Regions from separate parts of the Homo sapiens genome. Here regions 1 and 2 are each linked to region 3. The links are chromatin loops, found by intact Hi-C in ENCODE. Cell type or tissue: natural killer cell. All regions are shown on one strand. Links, peaks and the distances in the headings refer to the core of each region. The heading gives the core; the rest is flanking DNA. Region 1 has its middle 11 kb from the start of RRP12. Region 2 holds the start of FRAT1 (FRAT regulator of Wnt signaling pathway 1). Region 3 holds the start of PI4K2A (phosphatidylinositol 4-kinase type 2 alpha).

Region 1 (10,268 bases), core at 1,551-9,550, 230 kb before region 3:
AATGGCCTGAGCACAATCTCTTCCACCCGGTACCCCAGGGCTCACCTCTCCACCCCTGAATTCCAGCAGTAACTCCCACCCAGAGGCTCTAGCTGTATCCATGATCAGCCCCTCCACATATGGTTAATAAGGACCACCACATCTGTAGGATAGGTCCTGCAGTTAGACTCTCTGGGTTGGAATTCAAGTACCACCACTTGCTCTGTGACCTTGAACAACTCACCTTACTCTTCCCTGAGCCTCAGTTTTCCACATCTGTAAAATGGAGATGATAAGAATGCCTACCTGTCTGATTTATGGGAACTAAATAAGATAATGAATTTTAAGTGCTGAGCACGCTGCCTGGTACACAGTGAGCATGCAATAAATGTGAGCTATTATTATCATCTAAAAAAACTCTTCCTCAGTTCCAAAATACTTTTTCATTAATTCTCTAAGTGAGGAGGACAGAGCAGGTGTCCTCATTTCACAGATGGGGAAACATAGTTCTAAGGGGTTCAGTGACACCCCCAAGGTCACACAGTGAGCAGAAGCCAGGAGATCCAACGCTTAGCCCAGGATGAACCCCCTCCCCCCATAGCACTGCCCTTGTTTTTTTTGTTTTTTTCTGTTTTGAGACGGAGTTTCGCTCTTGTTGCCCAGGCTGGAGTACGATGGTGCAATCTCGGCTCACTGCAACCTCCACCTCCCGGGTTCAAGCGATTCTCCTGCCTCAGGCTTCCTGAGTAGTTGGGATTACAGGCATGTGCCACCAAGCCCGGCCAATTTTGTATTTTTAGTAGAGACAGAGTTTCTCCATGTTAGTCAGGCTGGTCTCGAACTCCCGACCTCAGGTGATCTGCCTGCCTTGGCCTCCCAAAGTGCTGAGATTATAGGCGTGAGCCATCGTGCCGGCCTGCACTGCTCTTAAAACTGTCTGCAAGGCTCCTGTGGAGGTAACAGAGCTGCCACACCCAAAGTTCTGTGGCCATGCGGAGCAGTAAAACCAGTTTTAGGTCAGCAAGTTGTAATCTGTTATGACACTGGGCAGGAAGAAAGGGAAATTGAGGCTTAGCCTCTTGCCTCAAACAAAGAGGAAGCAGAGGTCTGGGTGTTTAACCTAGAGCTCAAGGTCAGGGCATTTTGACCAACCCGTTGTTGTTGCAGCTGCTCCGGACGGTTTTCCTAACTGCTGGAGCTGTGTTGAAGCCCAGGCTTTGGACTTAGGAAGCCTGGGTTTGGAGCCACATCCCAGCTGCGTGAGCCGGGGCAGGCGGCTGAGCTCTGTGAGCCACAGTCTTCTCATCTGAAAATGGGGCTGCTGTTATGAGGCTAAAATGAGATAATGCATGTGAAATCCTTAGCCCAGTGCCTGGCACAGCACTGCTGCAGGGGTCAAGTGTCCCTCAGCTCCTGGGGCATTACAATTCCATTTGATGCTGGGTGTGGTGGCTCACGCCTGTAATCCCAACACTTTGGGAGGCCAAAGTGGGAGGATCGCTTGAGCCCAGAAGTTCAAGACCAGCCTGTGCATCATGGAGAAACCCCAACTCTACAAAAAACACAAAAATAGCCAGGCATGGTGATGTACGCCTACAGTCGCAGCTACTCGGGAGGCTGAGGTGCAGGAGGTCAAGTCCGCAGTGAGCCATGATTGTGCCACTGCACTCCAGCCTGGGTGACAGAGTGAGACCTTGTCTCAAAAAAAAAAAAAAAAAAAAAAAAAAAATCCAAAAGCCAAAAAGAGCTTGCTTTCTAGAATAACTCTTGGGGAAAGAGCCTGGTGTGCTGGAGAGGAAGCATGTCCCCTCCTAGGCTGAGGAAGACTGGAATCTGGGCATGGCAGGGGACTCTGCTCAATGGGGAGGACTGTTCTCTCTCCACTTACCCCAAAATTAAACCGTTCCCCATTTACCACTTCAAATTCTTCATTCTTCTCAGGGCCTCTATATCAGTAAGGAATTGTGTTCAGTTGCTATAAGAGACTGCTACAGTGGCTTAAACAGGCAAGGGTTAATTCTCTCACATTCAAGAAATGGAAATCAGGAGGTAATGGGCAGTCCAGGCTGCTATGGCAGTTCCACAGAATCTTCAGGATCCTGGGATCCCTCTCTTTTTCTGCTTCAACCTCCATAACGTATGACTTCCATTTTCACTGTCACCTTGTGCTCCACAGATGGGCTGCAGGAGCTCCAGCTGTCACACTCATGATCCAGGTGGAGGCCTAGTGTAGGAAGGAAAGGAGGAAGAGCCAAAAGGTGCACCTTCCAGCTAAGTCAGTTCCACTTGATTGACTAGAATTTAGTAATTTGGCCAAATTTAGCTGCAGAAGGGGCTGGGAAATTTAGTCTTTTAGTTGGGTAAGTTGCAGCTCACCCCCTGTGCCTATTGAGAGAAAGGAAGAATTGATATTGGGGAGGCAACTAGCAGCCTCTGGATCTCAGCTGGGTGTTAGGAGGACTGGTTCTAATTAATTTAACCCAGTTACATACTCAAAAGTTATTTCTTGATCACCTATTATGTGCAAGGTACTATGCTAAGCACACATATGAAAGTATTTAAAGAAGCTTATGGGCCGGGCACCTGACCAGCCTGACCAACATGGTGAAACCCCATCTCCACTAAAAATACAAAATAAGCTAGGCATAGTGGCATATGCCTGTAGTCCCAGCTACTTGGGAGGCTGAGGCAGGAGAATCACTTGAACCCGGGAGGCTGAGGTTGCAGTGAGTCGAGATCACGCCATTGCACTCCAGCCTGGGCAACAAGAGTGAAACTCCATCTAAAAAGACTCTTGGCCGGGTGCGGTGACTCATGCCTGTAATCCCAGCACTTTGGGAGGCTGAGGCGGGTGGATCACCTGAGGTCAGGAGTTCAAGACCAGCCTGGCCAACATGGTGAAACCCTGTATCTACTAAAAATACAAAAATTAGCTGGGCATGGTGGCGCACACCTGTAATCCCAGCTACACGGGAGGCTGAGGCAGGAGAATCATTTGAACCTGGGAGGCGGAGATGGTAATGAGCTGAGATTGTGCCACTGAACTTCGGCCTGGGCAACAGAGCAAAACTCCGTCTCAAAAAAAAAATAAATAAATAATAAAAGAAAAAGACTCTTGCTCTGCCTTAAGAAACCTACAGGGGATAGGGCTGGGCGCGGTGGCTCACACCTGTAATCCCAGCACTTTGGGAGGCTGAGGCGGGTGGATCACAAGGTCAGGAGATCAAGACCATCCTGACTAACATGGTGAAACTCTGTCTCTACTAAAAATACAAAAAATTAGCCTGGCGTGGTGGCGGGCACCTGTAGTCCCAGCTAGTCGGGAGGCTGAGGCAGGAGAATGGAGTGAACCTGGGAGGCGGAGCTTGCAGTGTGCCGAGATGGCACCACTGCACTCCAGCCTGGGCAACAGAGCGAGACTCCGTCAAAAAAAGAAAAAAAAAAAAGAAGCCTACAGGGGATAATTAGCCAGGCATGGTGGCACACGCCTGTAATCCCAGCTACTTGGGAGGCTGAGGCATGAGAATTGCTTGAACCTGGGAGGTGGAGGTTGCAGTGAGCCAAGATCGCGCCACTGCACTCCAGCCTGGGCAACAGCAAGATACTCTGTCTCAAAAAAAAAAAAAAAAAAAAAAAGAAAGTAACCTATGGGGGAATGGTGAAAAGACAAGCACAAAACTCTTCGGTTTTCTTATTTGTACATTGAAGATGTTGTACCCAGAGCTCTCTAAAGCCCCTGGTAACTTTATTGTTCACTGATGCTCAATTAATAGAATTGCATTTTGCTTCTCTGCCTCCCTCATCTGACCATCTGACTGTGAAACCCCTGATTACAGGAACCATGTCTGGTCTACTCTGGCGCCATCAGAGCCTACCACAGTGTGTGGCTCAATACATCTGCTTGCCAAGTGAACACATGACTTATGCAGAGCTCAGCAAGGGGCACAAGAGAGGTTCAGATAACGCTCTTAGGGTGTCTAAGAGGGGCTGTCCAAGGTATATCTTTTATGTCTGTCAACCAGACTGGAATGCAGTAGTCATGCAAGCTGGAATGCGATCACGGTTCACTGCAGCCTTGACCTCCTGAGCTCAAGCAATCCTCCCACTTTAGCCTCCCAAGTAGCTGGAACTACAGGCATATGCCACCATGCCCAGCTAATTTTTAAATTTTTTGCAGAGACAAGGTCTCCTTATGTTGCCCAGACTGGTCTCAATATTCTGGGCTCAAGCAATCCTCCTGCCTCAGCCTCCCAAAGTGTTGGGATTATAGGCGTGAGCTATCTTGCCTGGACAATAATTTTTGAAGGTTGCAATCAAGGAAAATAACAGAAATGTTGGTCCATCATTTATCCAACCACTATACCATCCTGCCAAGTAGATTGGGCATTGTGGCAGAGAAGAGGAGAGGAAAATAGCATTTAATGGATGTATCCTTTGTGTCAGGGGCTCTCTGTGGTAATAAGAACTATCATTTATTAGCCTCTATAGACCTGGCACTTCACATGTGTGATCCTACTGAGTCCTCGCAACCACTGTATAGGGTAGGTGCTATTATTATGCACATTTTATTTTATTATTATTATTTTTTATTTATTTTTGGGACTGAGTCTTGCTCTGTCGTCCAGGCTGGAGTGCAGTGGCATGATCTTGGCTCATTGCAACCTCCACCTCCCTGGTTCAAGCAATTCCCCTGCCTCAGCCTCCTGAGTAGCTGGGATCACAGGCACATGCCGCCACATCTGGCTAATTTTTTTGTATTTTTAGTAGAGATCGGGTTTCACCACGTTGGCCAGACTGGTCTCAAACTCCTGACCTCAGGCAATCTGCCTGCCTCGGTCTCCCAAAGTGCTAGGATTACAGGGGTGAGCCACCGCGCCTGGCCTATTATTATTTTTTCTTTTTTTCTTTTTTTAATTAGAGACAGGGTCTCACTATGTTATCCAGTCTGGTGTCTAACTCCTGGCCTCACATGATCCTCCTGCCTTCGCCTCCCAAAGTTCTGGGATTACAGTCACGGGCCACTGCACCTGGCCTATTATCCACATTTTAAAATGGGGAAACCAAAGCTAGGGAAAGATTCCCAATAGCATTAAGTGGGGAGTTATAATTGTAATTTACTCCTCTCCCAATTCCTGTTCTTTATAACCATTTGGTTACCAAGCAATGAAAGCAGCCTAGCTCTCACATCTAGAGTTCACAGGCTGGTTGGGGTGGCAGTAAACAATCCCTGTGGCAATCAGTGCCATCATCCAGGTATGGTCAGGAGCTATGGGAGTCCAGAGCCTGGCAGACTATAGTCATGTCTGAGAGGCGAGTCAGGGCCAATTTTCAGGTGAGGTGACGTTGGAGCTGAGTGCTACAGCATGAGCTAGAGTTGACCAGGAAGCTGAGGGTGGCTGTTCAGGCCAAGCAAGGCCACAGCAGCTACAAAGGCACAGGGGCAAGTAAGAACACGATGTGTTTGCTCTAGATGCAGGCAAGACCTGAGTCACTGATGTGTCGGAAACTGCTGCATCAGTACAGGAAAGAAACCATAAGGGTTGAAACTAAGAATGTGGCAGCGGGGGCAAAGAGGGAAGGACAGATTGGAGAAGGTATCGGGGAGGTAGAATGACACGTGAAGGCTAGCGGTTATGAGGGGTGAGCACGGTTGCCGTGTACAGTTGTGAAGTATGTGGACTGCTTAGTTTCCCAGATGAGGGGTCTGAAATCCAGTCTTCATTGGTGCCTTGTAGAGAAGAAGAGTTGGCCTTTTATTTTATTTTATTTTATTTTATTTATTTATTTTTTTTTAGGCGGAGTCTAGCTCTGTAGCCCAGGCTGGAGTGCAGTAGCACAGTTTCAACTCACTGCAGCCTCTGCCTCCCAGGCTCAAGCAATTCTCCTGCCTCAGCCTCCCAAGTAGCTGGGATTATAGGTGCCCGCCCCCACGCCCAGCTAATTTTAGTATTTTAGTAGAGACAGGGTTTCACTATGTTGGGCAGGCTGGTCTCCAACTCCTGACCTCAGGTGATCTGCCCACCTCGGCCTCTTAAAGTGCTGGGATTACAGGCGTGAGCCACCACGCCTGGAGTTGGCCTTTTTCTCATTCCCCAGTGACACCATAGAGGCATATGATGCGTACAGGTATACGAGGCTCAGAGGCATGGAGGCAATGACACCACAGAGGAAGTGAGAATCAATCGCTCCCAGGAAGGCAAGATTCCAGAATACGAGTGTGTCTAAAGAAAAGACCATCTCTCAACATCTGAACCAAAAAGCTGCATTTACTACAGTACTTACTTAAGGGAGGTGGAGCTGGGCCTGTTAGGTGCAATCCCTGTGAGTGGAGCAGGGCACTGATCTTATATAAGGTGCTAGGAGGTTGAAGATCAATGGTGGGCACATATCAAGGGAGGTAGTGTTTAGGGATTGGTTGGCCAACCAGTGTGGCTGTTACCGATTGGCTGGTGTCAGATGTCTGGTCACTGAGGAAAATTGTTCAGCTGAAGGGAGAGGAATTGTCTTTAAGTGGCTTAAAACTGGTTATGGTGGTGACTTGTTGCCATGGCAGCAGAACAGTCTTTCCTGTGGGTATGAGCTTTTTTTTCCCCCTCAAGTGACTGTAGCTCAAAACATTCACTCTCAGAGGTTGTTTTCTTTTATAAAGGACCATGTTGGCTCTGGGGAGGGAAGTTCACAGGCTGGCTAGGGTCAGAATACTTGCCTGGCCCAGGTATTCAAAGGTCCAGTTTGTCACCTCTCCAAGATCCTGTGGCTGAGGTGTTTCCAACACAGGGAATCAGGGAAGTTAGTTGCATTGTAAGGAACATACCTAATCAGAAATGGGACCTAGGGCTGGGTGCAGTGGCTCACACCTGTGATCCCAGCACTTTGGGAGGTCAAAGCAGGAGGATCCCCTGAACCTAGGAGCTTCAGACCAGCCTGGCCAACATAGTGAGACCCCATTTCTTAAAAAAATAAAAAAGCCCGGGCGCGGTGGCTCACGCCTGTAATCCAAGCACTTTGGGAGGCCGAGGCTGGTGGATCATCTGAGGTCAGGAGTTCGAGAGCAGCCTGACCAACATGGTGAAACCCTGTCTCTACTAAAAATACAAAAAATTAGCTGAGCATGATGGCGGGTGCCTATAATCCCAACTACTCGGGAGGCTGAGAAAGGAGAATCCTTTCAACCCGGGAGGCAGAGGTTGCAGTGAGCCGAGATCGTGCCACTGCACTCTAGCCTGGGTGTTACAGAGCAAGACTGTCTAAAAAAAAAAAAATTAGCGGGGTGTGATGGCACATGTTTGTAGTCTCAGCTACTTGGGAGACTGAGATGGGAGGATTGAGCTCAAGAGTTTGAGCTCAGGCTGCGGTGAGTCATGATCACACCACTGCACTCCCACCCACAAGACACAGTGAGACCTTATCTCAAAAAAAAAAAAAAAAAATCAGAAATGAGACCTAGGATCCCGGACTCCCAGTCACTTCTTCCGTAAAGGAGAAGATGAGGTGCTGGTGGGCAGTGTGGTGCAGCTGGCCAGACCTTACAGCCAGCTTTTGCCCCTGCCTTCTCCACAGAAGCCTCTCCTTGGTCTCTCCTTTATGTCTCTCCTTGGGCTTAGTGGGAACCACATGTGTTTGCCCAACCACAACCCTAAGAACCATCCCTGGAGCTGCCATGGGAGGTTCTGAGCTCTGTCAGGACTAGGGTAAAAGCAGACGGATGCTTTTCTGCAGCTCAGTGGCCACTTAGATCCACCAGAGCTACCCGCCCACTTCACTCCCATTGAGCAAAGGCTTCTGGTAGGTAGGCTCGGGTGGGTTTGTTTTTTAAAATAATTGTTTAAAACTTTTGGTCAGGTGCGGTGGCTCATGCCTATAATCCCAGTACTTTGAGAGGCCGAGGTGGGTGGATCAACTAAGGTCAGGAGTTCAAGACCAGCCTGGCCAACATGGTGAAACCCTGTCTCTACTAAAAATACAAAAATTAGCTAGGCATGGTGGCACAAATTTGTAATCCCAGCTACTCGGGAGGCTGAGGCAGGAGAATCACTTGAACCCAGGAGGTGGAGGTTGCAGTGAGCTGAGATCGTGACACCGTACTCCAGCCTGGGTGACAGAGTGAGACTCTGTCTCAATAAAATAAAATAAAAAATAAAGTGTACAATTCAGTGGTTTTTGGTATCTTCACAGATGTGTGCAACATCACCACAGTCAACTTTAAAACATTTTTTGGCACCTCAAAAAGAAACCCCACACCCTGTATTTATCACCCCCAACCCTGCCAGCCCCTGGCAATCACTAATCTACTTTCTGTCTCTATAGATTTGCCTATTCTGGACATTTCATATAAGTAAAATCATAAACCATGCAGTCTTTTGTAACTGGCTTCTTTGGCTCAGCATAATGTTTTCTTTTCTTTTTCTTTTTTTTTCTTTTTTGAGATGGAGTCTCGCACTCTCGCCCAGGCTGGAGTGCAGTGGCGTGATCTCGGCTCACTGCAAGCTCCGCCTCCCAGGTTCACGCCATTCTCCTGCCTCAGCCTCCCAAGTAGCTGGGACTACAGGCGCCCGCCACCACACCTGGCTAATTTTTGTATTTTTAGTAGAGAAAGGGTTTCACCATGTTAGCCAGGATGGACTCGATCTCCTGACCTTGTGATCCGCTCACCTCGGCCTCCCAAAGTGCTGGGATTACAGGCGTGAGCTACCGCGCCTGGCCTATCTTTTTCTTTTCTTTTTTTTTTTTTTTTAGAAACAGGGTCTCACTGTGTTGCCCAGACTGGTCTTGAACTCCTGGACTCAAGTGATCCACCTGCCTCAGCCTCCCAAAGTGCTAAGATTACAGGCATAAGCCACCATACCCAGGGAAGAGAGCTGATTGGCTGAGGGCCCCTCCTAGCATTCAGATGCTGTGCTGCCCATGGGCTGCATCCAGTCATGACTTAGCATCCCTGTATCAAGGATGTGAAGGCAGGCTGGTCCTGGGAGCCTGAGGACCCCTCTGAAGAAGGGTAACTTCGGCTGGAGTAGCCCCCAACAGGCTTGCTGAATTTTCCCCAGAATTGCATTTGCAATCTAAGACGACGCTGCCACCCACCAAACCTTCCTTCCTCCTTCCCTTACGCAGCATCACACCTGTGCTCCCAGCCCCATTTCCTGTCACAGACACTTCTAATATATTTCCTGCACATCCTGTCTTGGCAACTGCTTCTAGGAGATCCTGGACTGAAGGGGTGGGTTGCCTCTTCACACCTGTGGGTGTTTCTCGTTAGGTGGACTTGGAAAAGAAAGAGACACAGAGACAAAGTATAGAGAAAGAAATAAGGGGGCCCAGGGGACCAGCGTTCAGCATATGGAGGATCCCGCCGGCCTCTGAGTTCCCTTAGTATTTATTGATCATTCTTGGGTGTTTCTCGGAGAGGGGGACGTGGCAGGGTCATAGGATAATTGTGGAGAGGTCAGCAGACAAACACCTGAACAAAGGTCTCTGCATCATAGACAAGGTAAAGAATTAAGTGCTGTGGTTTAGATATGCATACACATAAACATCTCAATGCCTTAAAGAGCAGTATTGCTGCCCGCATGTCCCATCTCCAGCCCTAAGGCGGTTTCCCCCTAAGTAGATGGAACATACAATCAGGTTTTATACCGAGACATTCCATTGCCCAGGGACGGGAAGGAGACAGATGCCTTCCTCTTGTCTCAACTGCAAAGAGGCGTTCCTTCTTCTTACACTAATCCTCCTCAGCACAGACCCTTTACGGGTGTCGGGCTGGGGGACGGTCAGGTCTTTCCCTTCCCACGAGGCCATATTTCAGACTATCACATGGGGAGAAACCTTGGACAATACCTGGCTTTCCTAGGCAGAGGTCCCTGCAGCCTTCCGCAGTGTTTGTGTCCCTGGGTACTTGATTCATTTTTTTTTTTTTTTTTTGAGAGGGAGTTTTGCTCTGTCGCCCAGGCTGGAGTGCAATGACGTGATCTCTGCTCACTGCAAGCTCCGCCTCCCAGGTTCACGCCATTCTCCTGCCTCAGCCTCCCGAGTAGCTGGGACTACAGGCGTGCGCCACCTCGCCCGGCTAATTTTTTGTATTTTTAGTAGAGACGGGGTTTCACCGTGTTTGCCAGGATGGTCTTGATCTCCTGACCTCGTGATCTGCCTGCCTTGGCCTCCCAAAGTGCTGGGATTACAGGCGTGAGCCACCGTGCCTGGCCTGTCCCTGGGTACTTGAGATTAGGGAGTGGTGGTGACTCTTAACGAGCATGCTGCCTTCAAGCATCTGTTTAACAAAGCACATCTTGCAC
Region 2 (10,268 bases), core at 993-8,992, 320 kb before region 3:
ACACCCAGTTAATTTTTGTATTTTTAGTAGAGATGGGATTTCACCATGTTAGCCAGGATGGTCTCGATCTCTTGACCTCATGATCCACCCACCTCGGCCTACCAAAGTGCTGGGATTACAGGCCTGAGCCACTGCACCCAGCCAATTTCCCCTTTTCTATGGCTTATTGTTTCTAACACTTTATTGTAAAATTTTTCAAACAGCCAACAAAATTGAAAGAATACCCTGTTACCCAACACCTAGATCCTAGTATTTTAAAAATTGAGATATATTTCACATAACATAAAATTCAACATTTTAAAGTGTACACTTCAATAGTTTTTAGTACTGTATATTCATTATGTTGTACAAACATCACCACTAATTTCAAAACATTTTTATAACCCCAAAAAGAAAACTCTTACCCATTAGCTGTTAGTCCTAATTCCCCCCTTCTCCCATCCCCTGGCAACCACTAATCTACCTTCTGTTTCTATGGATTTGTCTATTCTGGACGTTTCATATAAATAGAATTACACAATATGTTGCCTTTCCTGTCTGATTTGTTCACTCAGCATAATGTTTTCAACATTCATTCCTTTTGTAGCATGTATCAGTACTTCATTCCTTTTTATGGTGAATAATACTCCATCGTATGAGTATACGACATTTGATTCATCCATTTATCAGCTGATGAACATCTGAGTTGTTTGCACTTTTTGACTATCATGAATAATGCTGCTATCAACATTTGTGTACACGTTTTTATGTGAACATATGTTTTCAATTTTCTCTGGTATATAGCTAAAAGTAGAATGGATGGGTCATATGGTAACATTAACATATTACTATACATGTTTTATCACATATCTACCTGTCTAACTATCCTTCTAATCCATCTATATTAATCCTTCTCACATTTTACTGTACTTTGGAATAAATTGCAAACATCAGTACACCTCACTCCAAACTCATCAGCATGTCTATTACTATAATTCAAGCTTTCTTTACAATTTATTCTCTTCATGTAAAATCTACAATTTTTTTCTCTTTGTTTTTTTGTTTTGTTTTGTTTTGTTTTTGTTTTTTGTTTTTTTGAGACAGGGTCTCACTCTACTGCCCAGGCTGGAGTGCAGTGGCACAATCTTGGCTTACTGCAACCTCTGCCTCTCGGGCTCAAGCAATTCTCCTGCCTCAATCTCCTGAGTAGCTGGGACTACAGGCATGAGCCACCATGCCCTGCTACTTGTTGTATTTTTAGTAGAGACGGGGTTTCACCATGTTGACCAGACTGGTCTCAAACTCCTGACCTCAGCTGATCTGCCCACCTCAGCCTCTCAAAGCGTTGGGATTACAGGCGTGAGCCACCGCGCCCAGCCCACTCAATGAGTTTTAACACATGCCTAAACCTATGAAACCCAAATCAAGATATCAAGATTTAGAACATGTCCACCCTCCTGCAAGTTCCCTCTGTCTGTTCAGTGTCACAGTGTCAGTCCTGCCCCTGCTCTACCTTTTCCAAAGGCAACCAGTCTTCTGATGTTTTCCCCACCGTAAGTTACTTTCCCTGTTCTAGAACTTCATATAAACAGAAACATATGACATATATCCGTTTTTATCTGGCTTCTTTCACTTAGCATACTGTTTTTAAGCTTCATTCATGTTACTGCATGCAGCAATATTCAGTCCTTTCTGTTGCTGAACTGTTTTCTGTCATCATCCTGTGTGAATGTACAATAGGTTGTTTGTCCATTCACCTGTTGATGAACACTTGGGCCATTTCACTTTTGGCTTTTATGAATAAAACTCCTTTGATGTGAGCCAACATCGTGCCACTGCACTCCAGCCTGGGCAAAAGAGGGAGACCCTGTCTCAATTAAAAAGAAAAAAAAATATGCTATGATCACCTCCCTGTAGGCCTTGATGTGGGCCCATGTGTTTATTTCTCTTAGCTAAGTATCCAGGATTGAAACTGTGTTCCAGGACAGGTGTATGTTTCATTTTATAAGAAACTGTCAGGCCTTTTTCCAAGGTGGTTGTACCATTTTTCATGCCCACAACAATATATGAGGCTTATAAGTTGTGAGCCAAAGATAAAAATGCACAAATTGTAAACTGCTACTAATTATTTTCATTTGAAAATTTTAAGTAGGCCGGGTCTGGTGGCTCATGCCTGTAAATCCCAGCACTTTGGGAGGTCGAGGCAGGCGGATCACCTGAAGTCAGGAGTTCAAGACCAGCCTGGCCAACATGGTGAAACCCCATCTCTACTAAAAATACAAAAATTAGCCAGGCATGGTGGTGCACGCCTGCAGTGTCAGCTACTTAGCAGGCTGAGGCAGGAGAACTGCTTGAACCCGGGAGGCAGAGGTTGCAGTGAGCGAAGATTGTGCCACTGCACTCCAGCCTGGACAACAGAGCAAGACTCCATCACAACAACAATAACAACAACAACAACAACAACAACAAATGCCCAACAAACCAGGAATAGAAGGGAACATTCTTAACCTGATAAATACTATCTATGAAAAATCCACAGCTAACATCCTACCTAATGTTGTGAAAGACTGAATGTTTTCATCTAAGATCAGGAATAAGACAGGGCCAGGTGCTGTGGCTCATGCCTGTAATCTTAGCACTTTAGGAAGCTGGGGTGGGCGGATCGTTTGAGCTCAGGAGTTCAAGACCTGCCCGAGCAACATGGTGAGACCCCCTGGGTCTACAAAAAATACAAAAATTAGCCAGGCATGGTGGCTTGCACCTGTAGTCCCAGCTACTCAGGAGGCTGAGATAGGAGGATCAACTGAGCCTGGGGAAGTCAAGGCTGCAGTGAGCAGAGATCATGCCACTGCACTCCAGCCTGGGCCACAGAATGAGACCCTGTCTCAAAAAAAAAAAAAAAGAAAAAAAGAAAAGAAAAAAGAAAAAGAAGAGAAGCAAAACTATCTCTATTTGTAGATGACACGATCTTCTATATAGAAAATCCTAAGGAATCCACAAAAACAAGGTGATGAACCTTATGACACCCTGTAGAAATCCAGATTTCGTAGATTAGAAATCCAATGGCTTTGTTTAAACTGTCTCTTCCTCTGTTTTTACATTTTTTCCTCCACACTTGACAAAAACAAACCCAACTCTTTTTAAACCAACTTCCCTACCTCTTTCCTGCACTCATCCCTTCCTAAAGGTTTGCTCCTATAATTATTATCGTTGGAACTGCCCAACAAGACCCTCGTTTTCTATTTATCTGGATCTCCAGGCTCATTTCTTTCTTTGTATCCTATTTTCTATATCATGCTCAGAATTTTAAAGTTGCTTCCAGGCTGGGCGCGGTGGCTCATGTCTGTAACGCCAGCATTTCGGGAGGAGGGATTGCTTGAGTCCAGGAGTTTGAGACCGGACGGGCCAACATGGCGAAACCCTGTATCCACTAAAAATACAAAAATTAGCCAGGTGTAGTGGCGCGTGCCTATTGTCCCAGCTACTCGGGAGGCTGAGGTGGGAGGATCACCTGATCCTGGGAAGTCAAGGCTGCAATCAGCCAGATCACACCACTGCACTCCAGCCTGGGTGACAGAGTGAAATTCTGTCAAAGAAAGAAAAGAAAGAGAAAGAAAAGGAAGAAAGGAAGGAAGGAAGCGTATCTCCATTTTCATCCAAACAGGTATTTTTCTCTGCTACTACGTACCTCCTCAGAGCCCATCCCCCCTACTGGTCTGAGGCTTTTTTTTAAACAACTTTCTGGACATAGCCCCTCTTAAGACTAACAACCTATAGCCAGGCGTGGTGGCTCACGCTTGTAATCCCAGGATTTTGGGAGGCCGAGGCAGGTGGATCACCTGAGGTCGGGAGTACCAGACCAGCCTGACCAATATGGAGAAACCCCATCTCTGCTAAAAACACAAAATTAGGCTGGGCATGGCGGCGCATGCCTGTAATCCCAGCAACTCGGGAGGCTGAGGCAGGAGAACTGCTTGAACCCAGGAGGCGGAAGTTGTGGTGAGCGGAGATTGCGCCATTGTACTCCAGCCTGGGCAACAAGAGCGAAACTCTGTCTCAAAAAAACAAAACAAAACAAAAAGAGTAGCAACCTAGGCCGGGCGCAGTGGCTCACGCCTGTAATCCCAGCACTTTGGGAGGCTGAGGCGGGTGGATCACCTGAGGTCAGGAGTTCGAGACCAGCCTGGCCAACATGGTGAAACCCCGTCTCTACTAAAAATACAAAAATTAGCCGGGCGTGGTGGTGGGCGCCTGTAATCCCAGCTACTCGGAAGGCTGAGGCAGGAGAATTGCTTAAACGCAGGAGGCGGAGGTTGTAGTGAGTGGAGATCGAGCCACTGCACTCCAGCCTGGGCGATAGAGCGAGACTCCGTCTCAAAAAAACAAACAAACAAATAAACAAAAAGACTAGCAACCTCCTCTCCAGCAATGCCAACCCCAGTCCAGGCCCCCATCCGCCCAGGATCTCGATCAAAAAACATTAATCTGTGGCCTTTCTTTGCCATTTCCAACTCTGCCACCTCCATCGAACGACAAGGTCCCCTTCTTCCTTTCCATTCCCGTCAGCTTCATTTCCCTAATCTCCGTACAAATCCCTAGCCTGACTCCCTTTCCTTTCCATCCTCACCAGACGCCCGCATGCCGGACCTCAAAAGCGCAAACGCTAAAAACCGGTTGAGTTGACGCACGGAGAGAAGGGGTGTGTGGGTGGGTGGGTGTGTGTTAGTGTGCGTGCTTGCTTGTGTGTGGAAGAAACCAACAGGGTTCACGCTGGTGCCCATTTCTGGAAATGCCAATCGCGCCCGACTGCGGGAGCCAGGATCAGGTCCCCAGGGCGCCCTTGCAGACAGCACCCTGAGCGAAGGAGCTCAGAAGGCAGTCCGGCTTCACCCAGACCCCCAATCCCACAGAAGCGCCGTCCCCCAGCGGCACAGCACCCCCTCCCCGGCGCGGTGGTAGGGCCCGACGTGACGTCACCCATTGTTTACAAATCAACCCGAGCCGGCAGGATTCCGGCTCCCGCGGCTGCAGGCGCGCGGCTAGAGTGCCTGGCGGGCTCCGGCTTCCGCGTCCGCCCCGGCCCCGGTCCAGACTTAGTCTTCAGCTCCGCGCCCGCTCCGCCGCGGCCCACCGCGCCCGCCGGCAGCCGAGCCCCCAGCGACGCCCGCACAGCTCCGGGTGCCCAGACAGGGGGCCATGCCGTGCCGGAGGGAGGAGGAAGAGGAAGCCGGCGAGGAGGCGGAGGGGGAGGAAGAGGAGGAGGACAGCTTCCTCCTACTGCAGCAGTCAGTGGCGCTGGGCAGCTCGGGCGAGGTGGACCGGCTGGTGGCCCAGATCGGCGAGACGCTGCAGCTGGACGCGGCGCAGCACAGCCCGGCCTCGCCGTGCGGGCCCCCGGGGGCGCCGCTGCGGGCCCCGGGGCCCCTGGCTGCGGCGGTGCCGGCGGACAAGGCCAGGTCCCCGGCGGTGCCGCTGCTGCTGCCGCCCGCGTTGGCGGAGACTGTGGGCCCGGCGCCCCCTGGGGTCCTGCGCTGCGCCCTGGGGGACCGCGGCCGCGTGCGGGGCCGCGCTGCGCCCTACTGCGTGGCCGAGCTCGCCACAGGCCCCAGCGCGCTGTCCCCACTGCCCCCTCAGGCCGACCTTGATGGGCCTCCGGGAGCTGGCAAGCAGGGCATCCCGCAGCCGCTGTCGGGTCCGTGCCGGCGAGGATGGCTCCGGGGCGCCGCCGCCTCCCGCCGCCTGCAGCAGCGACGCGGGTCCCAACCAGAAACCCGCACAGGCGACGACGACCCGCACCGGCTTCTGCAGCAGCTAGTGCTCTCTGGAAACCTCATCAAGGAGGCCGTGCGAAGGCTTCATTCGCGACGGCTGCAGTTACGTGCAAAGCTTCCCCAACGCCCGCTCCTGGGACCTCTGTCGGCCCCGGTGCATGAACCCCCTTCGCCTCGCAGCCCTCGCGCGGCCTGCAGTGACCCTGGCGCCTCCGGGAGGGCGCAGCTCAGAACTGGCGACGGCGTTCTTGTGCCTGGCAGCTAACACGCCCGGGGTGGCCACAGCGCCAGCCTCAGACTGGAGGGCAAGGGGTTCCCTTGAGGGCTGCAGTTCTACTCAGGCTGGTGGAGAACTCTGGCTTTTGGAAGCGAGAGTAAAAAGCTAATGACGAGGAACCGAAAAATCGCGAGTGTTTCGCGGGTAACTGGGGTTGAGGGCCAAAATATTTGGAATGAAGGACTTTGGCCCTATTTAAGGCAGATTTTACAGAGCGCACCTCAAACGTACAAGTCAGTAGGACTCCTTATTTGGCGTGACCCGACCTGGCCGCGGAGCCTGCATTTCCTCGCAGCCTCTCAGTGCCCTCCAGCCCCGCGACCATGTGGCCACAATCCACGCTTCTCCGGATCGCGGTGCGCCGGAACCACGGAGGATGATGCCAGTTACTTGCTTTACCTTTTCAGGGCTGGCTCCTGATCCACTTTGGGGGAGGAGAACATGAGTAGATAATTTCAGGGTGCAGCCCAATCTGCCAGACTTAAAAAAACCATCTTGTGTCTTTGGAGGTGCTGCTTAATACCAAACATGCGGTGCCATGAAGGGACCCTTTGGGGGTTGAATAGGAGTTAACCCCTGCGCTCTCTTTGCAACTGTCTCTCTTCTCAGAGTGGTGGGGGAAGGCTGTACGACACGGGTGGGGAAAGGAGGTGGGGGCGGGGAGTATTGAATGGTGGTGGAAGGGTAGAGAGGCGCGGAGTGAACCCCACGCCCTGTCTAAAGTGTATTTTCAGAGCCGGCCCGCCTCTCCTCGGTTCAAGGTCACTGTTTCCTGGGCACGCACTGGGTTGCGGGACAGAGTAGCCAGGTTCTGCCGGTGCTCGGAGAAGAGCGCAGTGTTTTGCAAGTGCTGGAGTCTCCTGAGGACACGCGCGTCGCCGCCACCGCGGGTGTGGGAAAGCGCGGACGTGCTGGGCGGCTGTGCTTCGGTAGGCGACCACCGCCCCTGGCCGCGCTCCGGGCTTTCACGGAAACTCCCGAGACCGGGCCCTGGGTTCCTCCTCTCCTACTCGGCTCTGCAGTCCTACTCAAGCGGGTGGCTCTGGGATCCTGGGGGCCTGGGTTGGGGGCTAGGGAGACGCCATGTGATGGACACTCCAGGGACACACAGCCTAGCACAGCAGCTTATAATGGGCTCTCCGGGGCCATTTGCAATAACAGCTGCAATTCCCTGGATAGACGAGTTGATTTCCTCCCTCTGCCCCTCCCCCAGCCATGCCAGCTGGCCTTTGTAAGTGCAGGAAACCGAGTAGAAAATGTGACCCTCCAAATGGAGAAGCTGCAGGCTTTGCCATTGTGAACCATGGTGAAGTGCTTGGAACATACTGTTCACTCACTCTAAAGGCGCTGAGACTGTGCTGTTGTTCTCGTTTTTATAGTCAATGGCTTGTTCATCATCCAGATGTGGCTACTGACATATCTACACTTCGCACCGGAGTGTCTGGAATTGTGGCTATCCTGATTATAGGATTTTAACTTAACTGAAATGCCTGCTTTGAATAAATGTGTTGGGTTTTTTGTTTGGTTTTATTTTATACTTGCCATCAGTGAAAAAGATGTACAGAACACATTTCTCTGATCTCCATAAACATGAAAACACTTGAAATCTCTGTCAGCCTGGCTTGTGGATGGTAATTAGAGCGCCTTTGTGTCTGAGCAGCTCACTAGCTAGACAAGGTCTCCGCAGCTGGGTGTGTATTGGAGCTGGCATGAAATTAAATGAAAGTGAGGTCAGGTTTTGGACCAATCCCATTCGTTAAAACCTCAGAGCCTTTTGGATTACTAGTCAGTGATGGAGATGTGTTATAAAGCTGCCTCTATTAGCAAAGGACATCAGATCAGCCAGTCACTGCAAACTGGGAGGCTTATCTTTTTTTTTTTCTTTTTCTTTTTTTCTTCTTTCTCACCGTGGCCATTAAGTGCACTTGTTCCACAAGGTGGGCCTTAAGGCTGGGGCAGCTCTTGATTAGGAGACTGCTCACAATGTGAGCCTGGTGGTAGGAAAGCTGGGTGGAAACTTACAAAAGACTCCTGTCTTTGCCCCTGGCACATTTATACCATTCTGTCCCTAAGCAGTGACATAACAGGCCATGTCTATCCTTATGGTTCTGACTTACTTCAGTCTGTTCCCTCATGGAAGGAGCTAATTTCCTCCCTCTGAGGAAAGAGTACCCAGAGTTTAAGCCCACTTCTGAAGTGGGAAGGGAACCTTGGACAAGTTGCTCTACCTCTGTGGCTTCAGTTTCCTCATCCGTACAACAGGGATAATGAAATAAAAGGTGGGCCAGGCCCAGTAGTTTACACCTGTAATCCTAGTAGCACTTTGGGAGGCTAAAGTGGAGGATTGCTGGAGCCCAGAAGTTCAAGACCAGCCAGGGCAACATAGTGAGACCTCACCTCTCCAAAAATAAATAGATAAATGGCCGGGCACAGTGGCTCATGCCTGCAATCCCAGCACTTTGGGAGGCCAAGAAGGGCTGATCACGAGGTCAGGAGTTCAAGACCAGCCTGACCAACATGGTGAAACCCCATCTCTACTAAAAATACAAAAATTAACTGGGCATGGTGGTGCATGCCCATAATCCCAGGTACTCAGGAGGCTGAGGCAGGAGAATCGCTTGAACCTGGGAGGCAGAGGTTGCAGTGAGCTGAGATCGCGCCACTGCACTCCAGCCTGGGCGACAGAGCGAGACTCTGTCTCAAATAAGATAAAATAAAATAAATAAATAAATGAGGCAAGAGGATTGCTTGAGCCTAGGAGTTTGAGGCTGTCGTAAGCCATGATTGAGCTACTGCACTCCCACCTGGGTGGCAGAGCAAGACCCTGCCTCAAAAAAATAAATTAATAAAAGGCATATGGTGACTGGCACATGCTGCAGATGAACAGTATCTAGTCCCTACCCCTTCCTTCCCAGGTGGCGGTGTCCCAGGTGTCCTCATTTTCCCACAAAACAAGAGCATGCCATGATCCCAAATCTGCTTTCTGGAGTGTTCTATGACTTCGAGTCCTGATTTTCTAACTTCCTTTTTGGTTCAATGCCCCATTTTCTCAAATTCACACACAGACGCTGATGGTCTCTGAGGAGTACCTTCAGAACACACCAAGCCTGCCATTTCCCACAACATGCCCAGAAAGGGCTGTGGGGGCCTCAGTCCAGTGTTCTCCAGCATGGGAAGGGTAACTATGGAGGCTCTAATACAAACTGAGGAAAAGGAGCCCCCAATAGTGTAGTGGGCACCACCTCTGGGCGCTGAGCATGAGGGGAAAGTGGCCAGGTGCTGATGTCCCCTGGCATGGGAGTAGCCCTGAAGTCCCCAGTTCCCATTCTTAGTTGATGTACGATTTATCCAAGGTCAAGGGGTTATGAGCAATCCAGGGCTTTCCATCCTGAAATAGGCTATGATTTGATGTCACTGCACCGACTGTGCATAGCTTCTTGTAATAAGAATGACTGGTTAAGTTCAGACTCAACCTTAGGGCCCATGCAGAACAACCCACTCCTAAAAAAGGAAAATTGGGAAAAACTAAAGCCTCTCTACATAAAGCAAGTTAGCACTCTAAACACATTATAATCCAGTAACCGTTCATCTGTGTTTTTATTTTTTATCTTATTTACTTATTTATTTTTGAGACAGAGTCTTGCTCTGTCACCCAGGCTGGAGTGCAATGGCGTGATCTCGGCCCACTGCAAGCTCCACCTCCTGGGTTCAAGTGATTCTCCCGCCTCAGTCTCCTGAGTAGCTGGGACTACAGGCACCCGCCATCACGCCCAGCTAATTTTTGTATATTTGTAGAGGCGGAGTTTCCCCATGTTACCCAGGCTGGTCTGGAACTCCTAACCTCAGGTGATCCGCCTGCCTCGGCCTCCCAAAGTGCTGGGATTTTAGGCGTGAGCCACCGCATCCGGCCTGTTTTTTTTTTTTTTTTTTTTTTCAAATCCTGCCAAGTTTTTTCTTTTTTTTTAGACGAAGTCTCGCTCTGTCACCCAGGCTGGAGTGCAGTGGCATGATCTCGGCTTACTGCAACCTCCACCTCCTGGGGTCACACCATTCTCCTGCCTCAGCCTCTGGAATAGCTGGGACTACAGGTGCCCGCCACCATGCCCGGCTAATTTTTTGTATTTTTAGTAGAGATGGGGTTTCACCGCGTTAGCCAGGATGGTCTCGATCTCCTGACCTCCTGATCCGCCCGCCTCGGCCTCCCAAAGTGCTGGGATTACAGGCATGAGCCACCGCACCCA
Region 3 (10,268 bases), core at 982-8,981:
ATTTAATAAGAATCAACATAGTGTTAAGAGCATGGAAACAGTCTGCCTGGATTTGGATCCGGCTCTGCCATTTACCAGCTGAATGACCATGGGCACATTACCTTTACCTCCCTGGGTCTGGGTTTCCAACATCACAGGATACTATAAAGCTGGTTCCATGAGTTAATCCATGTAATGCATTTAAAACAATGTCTAGGCCGGGTGTGGTGGCTCATGCCTGTAATCCCAGCACTTTGGGAGGCCGAGGTGGGCGGATCATGAGGTCAACAGATCGAGACCATCCTGGCCAACATGGTGAAACCCCGTCTCTACTGAAAAATACAAAAATTAGCCGGATGTGGTGGCCCGCGCCTGTAGTCCCAGCTACTCAGGAGGCTGAGGCAGGAGAATCGCTTGAACCCGGGAGGCGGAGGTTGCGGTGAGCTGAGATTGCACAACTGCACTCCAGCCTGAGTGACAGAGCCGGCTAATTTTTGTATTTTTAGTAGAGACAGGGTTTCACCATCTTGACCAGGCTGGTCTCGAACTCCTGACCTCGTGATCCACCCGCTTCGGCCTCCCAAAGTGCTGGGATTACAGGCGTGAGCCACTGTGCCTGGCCAAAAAATTTTTTTAGATAAAATAAAAGACTCTGAGGGGTTTCTGTGGAGAAAAAACTCAGAATTCCAGGGAGAACTCTAAATCTGGGACCTTTCCTTTACCATAATTTGAAGCTTATGGGCTAAATGAGATGAATGATACCAAAAGATTATCTATGTGGCTACAGACCCTGGGCCACAAGAGCCAGGCATCAGTTGATTATTGAGGTCTAGATAGGAAAAGGAAGTGCATGTATTATAACTGAAAGGGGCAATTTAACCTTCTGTACGACTTTTGTTTAGAATGGTTTGTCTGGCCAAAAATGTTTAAGACATTCCCATACATATAATTAAACAATAGTGCTTTCAATTTGGTATTTCTAGTTAGCAGTGGCAATAATTTGATTCAAGAAAGAATGATTATGAAATATTGGTGACTATGTGACTGGCCATGATTCGTGAAAGCCCATACCTCTAGTCTGCTGGTGACTTTAAGCATAAAAACAAAAACAACATCAACAGTAACATCAGCAGTGATTTTTTTTCAAAAAGCTACCATATGTTGAGTGCTCTTTATGTACAAAACACTATGCTAAGTGCTTTATTTTTATTTTTCCTATTAGAGAGTCATGCTTCATATGCTAAGTGCTTTACATAACATTATATTGATTCTTGATTCAGTAATCATGGGGATGATTATTCCCATTTTATAGATTAAGGAACTGAGGCTTAGAGAGGTTATATAACTTGTCTAAAACAACTGATCATCATGGAGACTGGATTCAAACTCAAATGTCTCTGATTTCCAAGCCCATGCTTCCAACCATTACATTTTACACTTTTTTTTTGAAACGGAGTCTGGCCCTGTTGCCTAGGCTGGAGTGCAATGGCACGATCTCAGCTCACTGCAACCTCCACCTCCCAGGTTCAAGCGACTCGCCTGCCCCAGCCTCCGTAGTACCTGGGATTACAGGCGCCTGCCACCATGCCTGGCTAATTTTTTGTAGTAGAGACGAGGTTTCACCATGTTGGACAGGCTGGTCTCAAACTCCTGACCTTGTGATCCACCCGCCTTGGTCTCCCCTAGGATTACAGGTGTGAGCCACCAAGCCTGGATGTACATTCTACACTTTTGAAGGTAGTGTTTGCATACATTTTTTTTTGAGACGGATTCTTGTTCTGTCGCCTAGGCTGGAGTGCAGGGGTACGATCTCAGCTCACTGCAACCTCCACCTCCCAGGTTCAAGCGATTCTCACACCTCAGCCTCCCAAATAGCTGGGATCATAGGCGTGTGCCACCAAGCCCAGCTAATTTTTTTTTTTTTTTTGTATTTTTAGTAGAGACAGGGTTTCGCCATGTTGGCCAGGCTGGTCTTGAACTCCTGACCTCAGGTGATCCACCCGCCTCAGCCTCCCAGAGTGCTAGGATTATAGGCGTGAGCCATCGTACCTGGCTTGTTTGTATAAATTTTAACTGAAACAGTATTCCATGAATTTATTATTATTATTATTTTTTCAGATGGAGTTTCGCTCTTGTTGTTCCAGGCTGGAGTGCAGTGGCACAATCTCTGCTCACTGCAACCTCCTTCTCCCAGGTTCAAGCAATTCTCCTGCCTCAGCCTCCCAAGTAGCTGGGATTACAGGCATGTGCCACCAAGCCCGGCTAATTTTTGTATTTTTAGTAGAGACGGGGTTTCACCATGTTGCCCAGGCTGGTCTCGTTCTGTTCTACTTTCCAGGCCCTTGGTAACCCAGTTTAACTCTGCTTCCCCTCGAATCAAGAAGGTTGCTCTCTGTTCCCTATATGCCCTAGCCTTCCTCTTTTACTCAGGTAACTCCTGCTTGGTGTAACATTTTTTTCCTGTCTCCTTTTTTTCCAGCAATCTAATTACTCTTTCTTTAAGACTCAGCTCATAGCACATGACCCACTTAAAGCCTTTGCTTGATCCTTGAGCATTCTGGTTGAAAAAAAAAATTAGAAAAAAAATAAAGCCTTTGCTGAGCCTGCAGCCTGCCTCAGTTAATTGGTGAACTGTTACGGAGTTTTGAGCTCATTTTGCTTTTTTTTCTCCTACTGCCTCAGAAAGCCACATGCCTTCAGCTTGAGGGCAGGGACTCTATCTTCCTTCCCTTTCTCATGAATAATAATGTACTGAGCACCTACTGTGTCTAGACACTGAGATTTAACAGTGTGAGTAAAAGCAATGGACTCTTACCTCGTGGTAAGAACTTCTTAGGCTCATGGGACCATATTTTTCTTCAATTAACAAATAAGCATTGAGCAGCTGGGCCAGGCACAGTGTAAGATATTAATTGGCTATGTATTATTCTTTGTATCACAAGTTTGTATCTTCACAGGAACTTGAAGATAATGGGTGAGGCAGCGAGTCAGGAATAAAATGTCTTAACAATTGCCCCTGGGTTTTCCTAGGAACTCCTTAAAAAAATTAATTTTTAAAAAATAGATGGAGTCTTGCTATGTTGCCCAGGCTGGCCTTGAATTCCTATAAGGTTGAGAAGGAAAGATAGCTTAGAGCAGTCTGAGCTCTGTGTGATGTATGCACAGTCTATTGGCTCAAAGACATGAGTATGGGACTTCAGTCATGCCTTCCACACCCACACTCTGGGGCAATGGTTTCTTTCTTTCTTTCTTTCCTTTCTTTCCTTCCCTTTCTTTTCTTTATTTCTTCCTGCCCCTCTCCCTCTCCCTTTCTTTCTTTCTCTTTCTCTCTTTTTCTTTCTTTCTTGACAGAGTTTCTCACTGCAACCTCTGCCTCCTGGGTTCAAGCGATTCTCCTGCCTCAGCTTCCCGAGTAGCTGAGATTATAGGCATGTGCCACCATGCCCGGCTAATTTTGTATTTTTAGTAGAGACAGGGTTTCTTCATGTTGGTCAGGCTGGTCTTGAACTCCCGACCTCAGGTGATCCGCCTGCCTCAGCCTCCCAAAGTGCTGGGATTACAGGCGTGAGCCACTGTGCCTGGCGGGTTTTTTTCTTTTAAAAATTTTTTATTTTTTGGCTGCACTGTGGGTGGTTCACACCTGTAATCCCCCAGCACTCTGGGAGACTGAGGGAGGAGGATCGCCTGAGGCCAGGAGTTCAAGACCAGCCCAGGCAACATAGAGATAACCTAACTCTAAAAAAATAATAATAATATTTTAAAAAGAAATCTTCAGGGCTTCCTAGGAAAACCTGGAGGCAATTGTTAAGACATTTTATCCTGACTGGCTACTTCACCCATTACCTTCAAGTTCCTGCGAACTTGAAGTGTAACCTGACATTGTTACATCTACATTGGAAGTATGTTAGGTCAACTGAGATACGAATTTGGGATACAAAGTACAATGTATAGCCAATCTATAACTTGTTATTTTAATGTAAATTCTTGGTAAACAAGTTAGGAACTGCCTCTTTTCCTTTAAAAACCTACTTCCAGGCCAAGCGCAGTGGCTCACACCTGTAATCCCAGCACTTTGGGAGGTCGAGGTGGGCAGATCACTTGACCTCTGTCGTTTTTTTTTTGGAGACTGATCACTCTGTCTCAAAAAAAAAAAAAAAACAAACCCAAAAAACAAACCCCCCGCCCCAAAAAAAACGTTTCATCGAGGTAGAGCAGCAGCTTTGTTTCTTTGCTTCACTGCTGTCTCCCTAGCACTTAGAACATAGTACGTGCTCAATAAATGAATGAGTGCCTGACTGAATGAATGAGGATACATAGATGAGATTCCTCCAATCTCACAGCCGGTTCAGAGTAGGCACTCAATGAGTGACTGACAGGATAGTTGCTGTTTTGAAAGCGCCCAAGTCCAGTAAGCCAATTGGAAGCTAAGCGTGGCGCTGGTATAGTAGGGGCAGGGGGCGTGCCTGACCCAAGGTTGGGTCCTGGAGCATGCGCAGTCTTCACAGAAGGTGACGGGGAGAAAAATGCGGAGGCAGCGATTGCGTAGGAGCAGGTTCTGATTGGCTACTGTTCGCGCGCGAGGGGCCGTGCCTATTCGTAGCCAAGTAAACAGGGCAGGTTAGAGGCGGGGCCAAGGAGGCGTCGCGACCTGGTTGGCCGGCCGGGGCCTGGGGGATGTCACGGATTGGTCGCGGCCGCGAGCGCAGTGGTGTGGAGCGCGCCGGGTCCCGGAGCCGGCTGTCTGAGGGATGGACGAGACGAGCCCACTAGTGTCCCCCGAGCGGGCCCAACCCCCGGACTACACCTTCCCGTCGGGCTCGGGCGCTCACTTTCCGCAGGTGCCCGGGGGCGCGGTCCGAGTGGCGGCGGCGGCCGGCTCGGGCCCCTCTCCGCCGGGCTCGCCGGGCCACGACCGCGAGCGGCAGCCACTGTTGGATCGGGCCCGGGGCGCGGCGGCCCAGGGCCAGACCCAAACCGTGGCGGCGCAGGCCCAGGCTCTGGCCGCTCAGGCCGCGGCGGCAGCCCACGCCGCTCAGGCCCACCGCGAGCGGAACGAGTTCCCGGAGGATCCTGAGTTCGAGGCGGTGGTGCGGCAGGCCGAGCTGGCCATCGAGCGCTGCATCTTTCCCGAGCGCATCTACCAGGGCTCCAGCGGAAGCTACTTCGTCAAGGACCCTCAGGGGGTGAGTGCGGGGGTGGGGACCGCCGCCGCGGGCTGAGGGCCGGCGGCGCTCCTGGGGAGTTGGGGGCTTCGCACAGCCAGAGGGAAAAGGGAGAAACTTCACAGTACCAGCCCCTGGCAGGATTTAGGGATGCCACTGAGGACTGGAGCTGGGGACGCTCTGCGGAATGGAGAAATAAATCAGAACCTACTTGGTGGGGGAGGAGTGAGCGGAAAATGAAAAGAGGAAATTGACCAGATACGGGCCGGGGGCTCAGCGGTGTGGTGGGGCAATCCGCCGCTGGACAGAGACTGCTTTCTAGTAGGGTACTTAGCTTCACACTACTGGGACAGCTATTCGGCCGCCGACTTGCAGATTTGGGGCTTTAGGCCTGTTCTCTCTTTTTGGACCGACCGAACCAGTGTGTCGCTGTTCACGGAGGAGGATGGGTGACCTATCAGGGGATCTGAGAATTCAGTTCCAGCCTTCTATGTTGTGGGGGATGTCCCCTGCCACCGTCCCAGCTCTTATTAACAGACGTTGAAGAAAGAATGGGCGGACTCACCAGTTTCATCTGCCCTGGGTATTGCTCACTTCTGGGAAAGGGTTCAAATACTTTTTGACGACTCCAAAGTTTAGATAGAACTTGGAGTTTTAGAAACATGGGGCCATCAGCTACTTTTTCTTTCATTTCTCTCCCAGGGCTATCAACAGCCTGCTTTTCAACTAAGGCAGAGCGTTTGCCGACCTTTATTTTGTCCCCTGCCTGTATATAAAGGGGGATGGTTATAGGATGGGGCATGGAGTGACCAGGGTATCTGAGAAGTGACCTTTATCCTTTTGAGAACTGCAGAATTTAAGAAATACCAAGTCTTCCCTGTTTTCAGGGAAGTTTCAGGGAAATTTTCAGGTGTGCTGCAATGGGTCATTGGAAAGATGTATTGTTATTTAAATTATGGGTGTCAAAGTTTCCTCAGATTTTCCCTGACATCTCTCCTGTGTGAACTCTTTAGATGGCCAGGGTGCTGTTTTAATAGGAGTCCTGAGTGGCCAGGACGGGCTGTTACTTGTAGCTCTTGGTTCGGCTCATTGAATGATCTAGTTATTCACTCAGAGTTTGAGTCGTCCCTGAATTAATCAAGAATTAGAGAACAATTCTGCCATGAACTCAGTTTCTCAGTTTACATAAACTGAGTTGGGGAAAGCTTTGCGAGTAATAAGTCTTTCGAAGTTTCTTTTTCTTTTTTTTTTTCTTTTTTTTTTGAGACAGAGTCTTGCTCTGTCGCCAGGCTGGAGTGCAGTGGCGCGATCTCAGCTCACTGCAGCCTCCGCCTCCCAGGTTCAAGCAATTATCCTGCCTCAGCCTCCTGAGTGGCTGGGACTACAGGCGTGCACCACCACACCCAGCTAATTTTTGTATTTTTAGTAGAGACCATGTTGGCCAGGATGGTCTCGATCTCTTGACCTTGTGATCTGCCCACCTCGGCCTCCCAAAGCGCTGGGATTACAGGCGTGCCACCGCGCCCGGCCTCCAAGTTTCTTAAATAAAAGAGCTTGCAAGCTCAAGTGGGAACCATCATTTCTAGAAGCAAAGAAATGTGAGTGCCCTGAGGTTTAAATGTCAGCCAGAGGCTTGCTTGCTTTCTCTTTCTTCCTTCCTTCCTTCCTTCCTTCCTTCCTTCCTTCCTTCCTTCCTTTCTTTCTTTCTTTTTCTTTCTTTCTTTCTTTCTTCCTTCCTTCCTTCCTTCCTTCCTTCCTTCCTTCCTTCCTTTCTTTCCTTTCTTTCTTTCTCTTTCTTTCTTTTTCTTTCTTTCTTTCATTCATTCTCTCTTTCTCGTCTTTCTTTCTTTCAGAGAAGGTCTCACTCTGACACCCAGGCTGGAGTGCAGTGGTGCAGTCTCACTGCTCACTGCAGCCTTGACATCCAGGGCTCAAGGTCCTCCCACTCAGCTTCCGAGTAGCTGGGACTACAGGCACGCACCACCACACCCGGCTAAAAATTATTTTTCATGGAGACAAGAGTCTCGCCATGTTGCCCTGGTTGGTCTCAGACTCCTGGCTTCAAGCAGTCATCCTCTTGCCTCAGCCTCCCAAAGTGCTGGGATTACAGGTGTGACCCACCATGCCTGTCCTTTTTTTGTGGGCAGAGGGTATTTTTAGTTTGTTGGCAAATGTAAGAAGGGGCTAAGATTATCTTTGATAGGTACAGGAGAAGGAGGAATATTTTTGTTTTTCTTTCATGACACTGTTAGAGCTGCATTGGAAGTGGGTTAGGTCAGCTGAGAAGTGAGCTGGTGCTTTGACAGATGGAAGTAATACGATCTCTTAATTCTACCTGGCAGGTAAAGTACTACCATCTCAGTACATAGGCCACAGAGAAGGACAGACCATAGGTATGTTACTTGGTGATTTAGGGATTCCAGTCTCTAAAATTTCCTGGCCACTATCCTTTCTCATAGGGGAAGTCCAAACACAGATGCCCTGACAAAACTTTTTGACGTACTCATACTGCTTCCAGTGAAGAAAATGTGATTTAGAACAAAGGGCACTTTCTAAATGCTTGCGGTGGGTTAGACTGGCCCACAGACTTACTGTAGTTGGAATTGTCATCTTTGGCTCTCCTCCAAATGTATTTACTTTATTAAACAAATACTTACATAGCATTTACTATATTCCTTTAAGTGCTTTACAAATAATAACTCACTTAATCTTTATAACCACCCTTGGAGGTAGGTACTGTTATTATCCCCGCAGGTGACAACACAAGCCCATGGTATAACAAATTTTTCCAAGGTCTCACACCTAGTAAGTGGTAGAGGCAGGATTGGGCCAAGGCGGGTTGGCTGTGGAGTTCATGTTCTCACCACTATCCTTTGCTCCCTCAGAGTCAGTCATCAGAATTTCCATATTCTGGACAGGTGCGGTGGCTCACGCCTGTACTCTCAGCACTTTGGGAGGCCGAGGCAGGCGCATCACTGGAGGTCAGGAGTTCGAGACCAGCCTGGTCAACATGGTGAAACCCCATCTCTACTAAAAATACAAAAATTAGCCGAGCACTGTGGCAGGCACTTGTAATCCCAGCTACTCGGGAGGCTGAAGCAGGAGAATTGCTTGAGCCTGGGAGGTGGAGGTTGCAGTGAGCCGAGATCGTACCACTGCACTCCAGCCTGGGCGACAGAGTGAGACTCCGTCTCAAAAACAAAACAAAAGAAAAGAATTTCTAAATTCTCTTCTCAGCTACTATATTGGTTAGTATTGAATTTGACTATATGTGACAGATATTTTAAAATAATGATGACTTGAAAAAAGGTTCATTTACACCTCATGTAAAAGAAGTCTATAGGCTAGCTGCTCAGGCATGCTCAGGGCTGGCATGACATTTCACTTTATTGGAGACATAGGGTTCTTCCTGCCAGCTGATCAGCCATCTTTAGGATATGGCTTCTACTACATGGTCCAAGATGGCCGCTCAAGCTGCAAACATCTTGTCTGCTTTTCAGCCATTTGGAAGAAGGAAAGGGAGAGGGTGAATATGCCCCCATCCTTTAAGGCACTTCGTAGAAGTTGTAGGAGACTCTTCTACTTACATTCCATTGTCTAAAACTTAGCTGTAGTAGTGGCTGGGAACTATAGTCTTTTTTCTTTTTTCGCCCAGGTAAAAATCATGGGTCTTGTGTCTAGGGAACAAGGGGGAACAGAGATTGGGAGAACCAGCACTTTCTGCGACAGCCACTTTTGGATCTTAGACAGTCTGAAAGATTCTTGAAGATAACAGCCCTGGTCCCATTTCTCAATTTTGGATGGTTTCTGTCTCAGTGGGGTCCAAGAACAGATGGAAAATGCTAGAAGTCATGGGGAGAGTATACACATACCCCCCTCACTTACCTCCTTGTGCTTCAGGTCTCATGCTCACTCAACTGCAAAAGGGTTTTTTGAGCTTTTTCTCTTTTGCGTGGAGTAATACTAGATTTTCACATTGCCAAGAATCATAGGACAGCATGTGACTCACTAGGTTAAGAGGATTAAATGACATATCACACATGAAAGCCCTGACGTAGTTCCTGGCACTTAGTTGGGGCAGCTCAATCAGATTTTTAAAAACATTCCTACTAACTGCTTAATTAGGGTTCTTGGGGTACATGGTATCGAATAAGGCTATAAGAGTTGGTAGATGGGGCGCAGTGGTTCACGCCTGTAATCCCAGCACTTTGGGAGGCTGAAGCGGGCGGATCACAAGGTCAGGAGATAGAGACCATCCTGGTTAACATGGTGAAACCCCATCTCTACTAGAAATACAAAAAATTAGCCGGGCGTGGTGGCGGGCACCTGTAGTCCCAGCTACTCGGGAGGCTGAGGTAGGAGAATGGCGTGAACCCGGGAGGCGGAGCTTGCAGTGAGCCAAGATCGTGCCACTGCTCTCCAGCCTGGGCGAGACAGCAAGACTCTATCTCAAAAAAAAAAAAAAAAAAAAGTTGGTAGATGATGCTTAAAATCTCGAGACCTACATGTATGACAAACTTGACTGCCTCTTAACGTTTTAGTAAAATAATTTTATTATATTTTATTATATATATATTTTTGAGACAGTTTCTCACCCTGTCGCCCAGGCTGGAGTGCAGTGGCACAACCTTGGCTCATTGCAGCCTTGGCCTCCCAGTGTTGGGATTACAGGTGTGAGCCACTGTGCCTGGATGGTTTTATATATTTCAACAAGCCCTTCCCTTCCTTTTGTAAGAATGAACTTGTAAATAAGGCTTCTCTACCTAAATAGCTAAATCAAGGACTACTATTTTCCTCCAACCTATACCATAGAATACAGCAGTTCTTAGAGTGTGGCCCAGGGATCTTGACCTCTGGGAGTTCCTTTTTGGGGTCCACAGGTCAAAATTATTTTCATCATAATTCTAAGACTTTATTTGCCTTTTTCATTCTCATTTACTTAGGAGTGGAGAGTGGAGATTTCCAGAGACTACATGATGTGTGATATTGAAACAGATTGAATACTAAGATATGAGATATAGCCTTTACCCACATTAACAAATGCTTTTTGGAGTCCTTAATAATTTTTTTTTTTTTTTTTGAGATGGAGCCTCACTCTGTCGCTCAGGCTAGATCAGGCATGATCTC

Evidence for each region. A loop is a pair of places that touch in the nucleus more often than their neighbours do. Peaks named below come from ENCODE experiments on the same cell type or tissue, not always from the same donor. Only the 100,000 strongest peaks of a DNase experiment are listed, where the experiment ranks them.
Region 1: it touches region 3 in a loop (3-fold over the local background); 9 of 110 quality-filtered maps call a loop at or near these places.
Region 2: it touches region 3 in a loop (10-fold over the local background); 3 of 110 quality-filtered maps call a loop at or near these places.

The regions. Positions count from the first base shown.
Region 1 is chr10:97,407,657-97,417,924 of GRCh38, forward strand. No RefSeq gene overlaps it. Among named protein-coding and RNA genes, the nearest start is that of RRP12, 11 kb to the left of the region's middle. In natural killer cell, for the core only: no CTCF peak of the experiment used is centred there; DNase peaks (open chromatin) are centred at 6,455, 7,325 and 9,105; H3K27ac peaks cover 2,873 bases.
Region 2 is chr10:97,314,279-97,324,546 of GRCh38, forward strand. It overlaps FRAT1 (FRAT regulator of Wnt signaling pathway 1), which reads left to right and starts at 4,993. Exons shown (of 1, transcript NM_005479.4): 1 at 4,993-7,637. The coding sequence starts at 5,176. The coding sequence ends at 6,015. RefSeq lists enhancers at 4,307-5,096, 4,834-5,128, 6,218-6,377 and silencers at 4,968-5,277, 5,778-5,877. In natural killer cell, for the core only: no CTCF peak of the experiment used is centred there; DNase peaks (open chromatin) are centred at 4,953, 5,493, 5,943 and 6,933; H3K4me3 peaks cover 2,845 bases; H3K27ac peaks cover 2,041 bases.
Region 3 is chr10:97,636,016-97,646,283 of GRCh38, forward strand. It overlaps PI4K2A (phosphatidylinositol 4-kinase type 2 alpha), which reads left to right and starts at 4,656. Exons shown (of 9, transcript NM_018425.4): 1 at 4,656-5,162. The coding sequence starts at 4,728. RefSeq lists silencers at 3,398-3,581, 4,746-4,975. In natural killer cell, for the core only: no CTCF peak of the experiment used is centred there; DNase peaks (open chromatin) are centred at 4,536 and 5,506; H3K4me3 peaks cover 1,331 bases; H3K27ac peaks cover 1,164 bases.